Regions from separate parts of the Homo sapiens genome. Here region 1 is linked to region 2. The links are chromatin contacts, found by Hi-C or POLR2A ChIA-PET in ENCODE. All regions are on one chromosome and are shown on one strand. Each heading gives the region's core, a stretch centred on a gene start or an enhancer-like site at or near the end of the contact. The rest is flanking DNA. Distances are from core to core; before and after follow the strand shown. Region 1 holds the start of SLC29A2 (solute carrier family 29 member 2). Region 2 holds the start of SNX15 (sorting nexin 15).

Region 1 (3,000 bases), core at 236-2,735, 1.3 Mb after region 2:
CACTGCACTCTGCTGCAAGCCTGGAATGTCACGCATCATGTTACATTATTAATAGCTCTTTGGCCCCCTCTTGCTCTCAAGCCCAGGGGCTGATTCATCTCTGGGTTTCCAGGGCCCAGCACAGAGCCAGTACCCAAGAAGCATTTGCAAAGTTGTTGCAGTGAATACAGATGAATAACCCGGTCCCAAAGACAATGCAAACCCCACATTTCTGCCTTCCCTGAAGAGCCTCCCTGCTGTTTCCTCCTGTGTCCCCAGTGCCTGCTCCACAGTAGATGCACATTAAAAGTTTGTTGAATGAGGCTGGGCACGGTGGCTCACGCCTGTAATCCCAGCACTTTGGGAGGCCGAGGCGGGAGGATCACGAGGTCAGGAGATCGAGACCATCCTGGCTAACACGGTGAAACCCCGTCTCTACTAAAAATACAAAAAAAAATAGCCGCGCGTGGCGGCGGGCGCCTGTAGTCCCAGCTACTCGGGAGGGTGAGGCAGGAGAATGGCGTGAACCCGGGAGGCGGAGCTTGCAGTGAGCCGAGATGGCGCCACTGCACTCCAGCCTGGGCGAAAGAGCCAGACTCTGTCTCAAAAAAAAAAAAAAAAAAAAAGTTTGTTGAATGAATGAGTGAATGAATGAAATTCATGGTATTTCAAAGAAAATCAAACGTTCGATAACCGACTTTTGGGGTGACTGACTCAGGAATAACGACACACAGAGAGGGGTGGCAGCGCCTTTGCTCATTCCAGACCCTGTGGGCTGGTGGCCTTGCCCCTCTGAGATGTGGGCATTGCTGAAGTTCTACTTTCCTAGCCACGGGGGAAGCATTCCCCTCTCCGAGCTTCAGCCCATAATGAGCTCAACGAGGGGTCACAGGTGCGCGGTGAGGAAGCGCCCGCTAAGCTTCATCCAAAGGGCTGGAGGGAGGGGTGCTGGCTGTGGCCACGAGGCTGCCACGCCGCCAGGAGTCTCACCGGGATGGCGGTGATGAAGAAGTTCCAGGGAAGGAGGGTGCCCAGCCCCAGGATGAAGAAGCTGATCCCGACCAGGTGGTAGCTGTGGGGATCGGTGGGAAGGTCACCCCGAGGACGCACCCGCCTCCGCAGGCCCTCCCGCCTCCCAGGCCACCCCCTCCGGAGCGGACTACAACCCCGATCACCCCGGTTCCGGCGGCCGAGGGAGTCGGCTGATGGGAATTGTAGTTCGATCCGGTCTTCTCTGAGCCTCGGAGCGCCTTCAGGGAGCGGGTCTGCAACGCCCCCGGCCACTTGCAACGCACCCGGGCCCACTCACCTGTCCCGCGGGGCGTCTCCTCGCGCCATGGCCGCCGCGGCGGATGCGCCTGGGGTGAAAGGGGCAGAGAAGCCGCACCTGCACCTGCGCTGGGGCGGAGGGCCGCAGACCGGTGGGGCGGGGGGCGGGTCTCCCCAGATTCCGGTGCAGGGCGGCTGGAGTCGCACAGGTAGCCTCGGGCGGATTTCGGCGTGTCTCGCGCTCCGCAGGCTGGGACCTGGGCTCCGCCCCGAGGCGGGGACAGAGGGTCGCGCCACCCGTCTCTCCTTCCCCCACCCGCCTCAGGGACTCGACTCTGGCTCGGGCCCCGCCCCACCTAGGGGCCTGCGGAACCCGCCCGCTCCCCGCACAGCCCCTCCCCGCAGCCCCCCGTCCTCTCCGCGGGGGCGGGTCCCGGATCCCTGCGGCGGAGGGGAAGGCGGGGGTAGGGACGAGGTGTAACCTCACCTCCACCCCCCGCCGAGAGCTCTGTAGGGGCAGCACTGGTGCGGGGCTCTTCCCGCTTCGTCAGCTCCGAGGTGATGCCAGAGCCGCTCCTGCGACCCCTAAAGCTGGAACCCACCGGGGCGCCCCCTAACTAGGGAGCCGCTGCGGAGTCCCCGCCCAGAGCGTAACCCGAGCCGGGCCCGGGCGGGGGAACCAGAGCTGCCACAGGTCGCCCGCGATCCTGGCGGGCTTCGCCGCGCTGGGTCCCCGGGAGTGCCTGGAAAAAAACAGCATTACTTTCAACTCCCTACTCTTTTTCTGTTAAAAAAAAAAATTTGAAAAGACTATAAATCATTAATTTGCTCCTACTCTCATAATCTACGAATAGGTGTGGGTTCTCTGCAATCCCCGGGCGTATCGGGGACGCTGGAGAAGTGAGAGGCTCCAAAACACAAACTAGTTTTTTTGAGACTGAGTGTCGCTCTGTCGCCCAGGCGGAAGTGCAGTGGCGTGATCTTGGCTCACTGCAACCTCCCCCTCCCAGGCAGGTTCAAGCGATTCTGGTGCCTCAGCCTCAGGAGTAGCTGGGACTACAGGCGCATGCCACCACGTCCGGTTAATTTTTGTATTTTTAGTAGAAACGGGGCTTCACCAGCTCTACTGAAGAGGTGGCCAGTCTAGTCTCGAACTCATCTTTTGACCAGGCTGGTCTCGAACTCTTGACCTCAGGTGATCCGCCCGCATCGGCCTCCCAAAATGTTGCTATTACAGGCGTGAGCCACCACGCCCGGCCACAAACTATTTTCTTAAGCAATGACATTTTATAGCCATTCCCAGGTTGCTTATGTTTTTCCTCCAGCCGACTGAGAGTCTGTAGGGGCAGAGGCTGTGCTTATCTGGTCCATTGGTTTACTGGCAGCATCTAGCGCCGTTGAGTGATAAATGGGTGGTTGCAGTAAAATGCAGGTGATTTTAGGGAGAACAGAGACAGCATTAAATTACACCGAAAGAGAAAGTTATTCTTCCCATTTTCTTTCAAGCCTCTGAATATGTCAAGGGTGTTAACAGGTTGCTAACACTTCTTAATCTGCCTTCCCATCCCTTCCCCTCAGTTAGCCTCAGAGGGTCTGCTGACAATTTTATCAAAAGTTATTAACTTGTATTTTTCTTATATTTATTTTTATAGCAACTTTATTTTCAGGGCTACTCATACTGGTTTCCTATTTATGATTATGATATCAACTTTTCTTTGAAAAATCAATTTATTTATGGAAAATGAGTTATTT
Region 2 (3,423 bases), core at 829-3,328:
CTATGTGTTGTATGTAAGCCTACCAACTTCATGCTGCATTTCAACAGATTTTTGCTTCAATTCTAACACTGACTGGAGCAAAGGTCTCAAAACCCATGCCAGGTTTGGGAACACCAGTCTCCACGTGGCCCACACTGACAGTACCAATACCACCAATTTTGTGGACGTCTGGAGGGGCAGAACCAAGAGCTTGTGAGTTGGTGGTAGGATGTGATCTAGAGCTTCCGAGCAGCGTGGTTCCACAGCATCGCCATCTTTACAGGTGACTTTCCATCCCTTGAGCCAAGGCATGTGAGCTCTTGGCTCCCGCCTGTTGTGACCACTCCAACCAGATATTGGCACAAATACTACTATGTCAGAGTTGTAGCCAATTTCTTAATGTAGGTGCTGATTTCCTTAATGATTTCTCCCATCTCTCCTTTTTTTTTTTTTTTTTTTTTTGAGACGGAGTCTCACTCTGTCCTCTGTCTCCCAGGCTGGAGTGCAGTGGCACGATCTCAGCTCACTGCAACCTCTGCCTCCTGGTTTCAGGCAATTCTCTGCCTCAGCCTCCCAAGTAGCTGGGATTACAGGCACCCGCCACCATGCCCAGCTAATTTTTGTATTTTTAGTAGAGACGGGGTTTCACCATCTTGGTCAGGCTGGTCTTGAACTCCTGACTTCCTAATCCACCCACCTCTGCCTCCCAAACTGCTGGGATTACAGGCGTGAGCCACCACGCCCGGCCCCCATCTCTCCTCTTTAGGGTGGCTCATTGGGATCCATTTTGTTAACACCAACAATTAGTTTCACACCCAGCGTGTAAGACAGAAGGGTGTGCTCACGCGTCTGCCCATTCTTGGAATTACCAGCTTCAAATTCATCAACACCAGCAGCAACAATCAGGACAGCACAATTAGCCTGAGGTCAGGTTTTTGATAAAGTCTCTGCATCCTGGGCCATTGAGGATGGTCACATAGTACTTGCTGGTCTCAATTGCCAGCAGGGAGGTATCAGTGGTGATACCACTCTCACGTTCAACTTTCAGCTTACCCAAGACCCAGGTATGCTTGAAGGAGCCCTTTCCCATCTCAGCAGCTTCCTCAAAATTGTCGATGGTTCTTTTGTGGATCCCACCACACTTGTAGATCAGATGGCCAGTAGTGCTGGACTTGCCCAAATCAGATGATGATGTTGAGCTGAGTCTTTTCCCTCCCCTGCTCCCTTTCTTTTGAGATGGAGTCTCACTCTGTTGCCCAGGCTGGAGTGCAGTGGTGTGATTGCAGCTCACTGCAGCCTCAACCTCCTGGGCTGAAGCCATCAGCCAGCTCAGCCCCTGGAGTAGCTGGAATTACAGGCGTGCGCCACCACGCCCAGCTAATTTTTGTATTTTTAGTAGAAACGGGGTTTCACCATGTTGGCCAGGCTGGTCTTGAACTCCTGACCTCAAGTGATCCACCTGCCTCCACTGCCCAAAATGCTGGGATTACAGGCGTGAACCACCGCGCCAAACCCCCATTTTGGCTTTGATTTAACGGTGGTTTTCACGACACCTGTGTTCTGGCAGCAAACCCATCGCAAAAAAGCTCCACTGCCCTACACAGATTCTATTATAAACATCTCCATTCTACAGATGAGAAACTGAGGCTGAGTAGTTAAGGGAAACTCCTACAGCTAGTAAGAGTCGTGACTCAGAGCCCATGACACCATCCTGCTTCTCCAACCTTCTTTGCTTCCTCTACTTTCCAGAAAACATGAATTAGGGAATCCTGTGGAGGGAGACAGGGAAATAATTTGACGTTGTCCTGTACATACTGGACACAATAAGAGTTGGGTGGATGAACGAAAGCAGGGATTTAGGAAGCGGGGAGAAGTCGTTTGGAAGTCTGTGACAAGGGTTTACGCTTGGATAGGGTGGGCTTGATCACCCGGCAGAAATGAGACGAGTGATCCCAGCCTTCCCAACCAATCTTTCCAGTGACCTGGGTTTACGCTTCACCACAGAGAAGGAACTTTTCAGACGCTCCCTTGGCCGCGCACCCGGGATCGGAACAGCGCTGTCACTTGCGACAAAATCCCTAGGCCAGAGGAAGAAGAGCGCAGGCCTGGCGAGGCGGCGGCGGGCGGAGGCTGGGCCGGAGGGGTGGGGACGGCGAGGAGGTGGAGGCCGGCGCTCCGCTCCGCTCCAGCTCGGTTTCATGTCCCGCCAGGCGAAGGATGACTTCCTGCGGCACTACACAGTGTCGGACCCCAGGACTCACCCCAAGGGCTACACCGAGTACAAAGTAACCGCGCAGGTGAGGTGGGGCCCAGCGCGTACTTTACCCTTTTAACTAGAGGGGCGCCGAGTTTTACCTTAAGGAAAGGCGGTGCAGCCACTGCTCCCTTTTTAGACGACAGAAATGGGTTTCCCCTTTAAGGGGAGGTTGCAGTACGAGGCTTAGTTTACATCTTTAACCACCAGGGGGCGGGGTCCTGGGTGGGCGCTGTCTTTTTTAAAAGGGCGTTGACGGCCGTTCCCGGACAGGCAAGGCGTGTATGCCCACGCCCGGAGTGTAGTGTCTGGGCATCAGGCTGTGAATTTCTCTAAATTAACATGAAAACTCTGGTTTAATCCAAATATTAGTACTCCATTCTCGTAGAGTAAGTTTTGTTTATTGGTTTGTTTGATGTTACATAAACTCCCTTTAACGAGTTTAACCATTTTTAATTTTTCAAAAAATAATACTGATCAGTGGTTGAAAAAAATTGATGCAGTTCAGAAGGACTTAAGGAGTAAGTCGCCATATCAAGGTCACAGCAGGAAGATAGATAGGCTAGAGTTGATATATGAAGCGATAACAACATCATAAGCACAATTTATAGAGAGACATGGAGGAAACCATGACAATAATTAAAAATGAAACAGTAAAACAGGACACCTGTAGAATGATAACAAGAACTGGTAACAAGGAAGGTCCCCAGGGAGAGGAACTGTGTCACTGGGGACAGGAGTTAGGGGAAGACTTTTTACTGTAAATTTTTTGTACTTTTAGAATTTTCAACCAGGCGACTATTAAGCTGGTGCATTAGTTAACTCTAAAAGCAAAGCAGGCACATAAGGACACTTCCAAAGTGATCTAAGTGCAGAATCTTAGCTATTTAAAATATGCTTTCCCCAAACCGTTTACGTCTTTTCCATGCCTAAAAATAATGCAAATAAGGCCGGGCTCAGTGGCTCATGCCTGTAAATCCCAGCACTTTGGGAGGCTGAGGCAGCAGATTGCTTGAGCTCAGGAGCTCAAGACGAGCCTGGGCAACATAGTGAGACCCCGGATCAATATTAAAATACAGACACACACACAACTTTAAAAAAAAAAAAAAAAAAAGCAAATAAATAGATTGTCCCTGGGAAGATAGACTGGAGGTGGGGCTGGGGTGGGGAGGATGTGGCAAGGAACTGTA

What was found. Hi-C counts contacts between places; a loop is a spot of excess contacts on that map. ChIA-PET counts read pairs that join two places held with the same protein, here RNA polymerase II (POLR2A). Pooled maps may share reads with other maps.
Region 1: a loop to region 2 is called in a pooled map, with 5 times the contacts of the local background. The contact joins the promoter of SLC29A2 here to the promoter of SNX15 in region 2. A Hi-C loop is called at or near these places in 1 of 50 pooled maps. POLR2A ChIA-PET finds 5 or more read pairs at or near these places in 2 of 52 experiments (B cell and OCI-LY7).

What each region holds. Positions count from the first base shown.
Region 1 is chr11:66,370,275-66,373,274 of GRCh38, forward strand. It overlaps SLC29A2 (solute carrier family 29 member 2), which reads right to left and starts at 1,486. Exons shown (of 12, transcript NM_001532.3): 1 at 1,289-1,486; 2 at 970-1,051. The coding sequence starts at 1,317. RefSeq lists a silencer at 1,182-1,941.
Region 2 is chr11:65,025,361-65,028,783 of GRCh38, forward strand. It overlaps SNX15 (sorting nexin 15), which reads left to right and starts at 2,079. Exons shown (of 8, transcript NM_013306.5): 1 at 2,079-2,276. The coding sequence starts at 2,178. ARL2-SNX15 (ARL2-SNX15 readthrough (NMD candidate)) reads left to right here. Exons shown (of 11, transcript NR_037650.2): 4 at 1,958-2,276. It also overlaps the pseudogene EEF1A1P18. RefSeq lists an enhancer at 1,897-2,191 and a silencer at 2,041-2,210.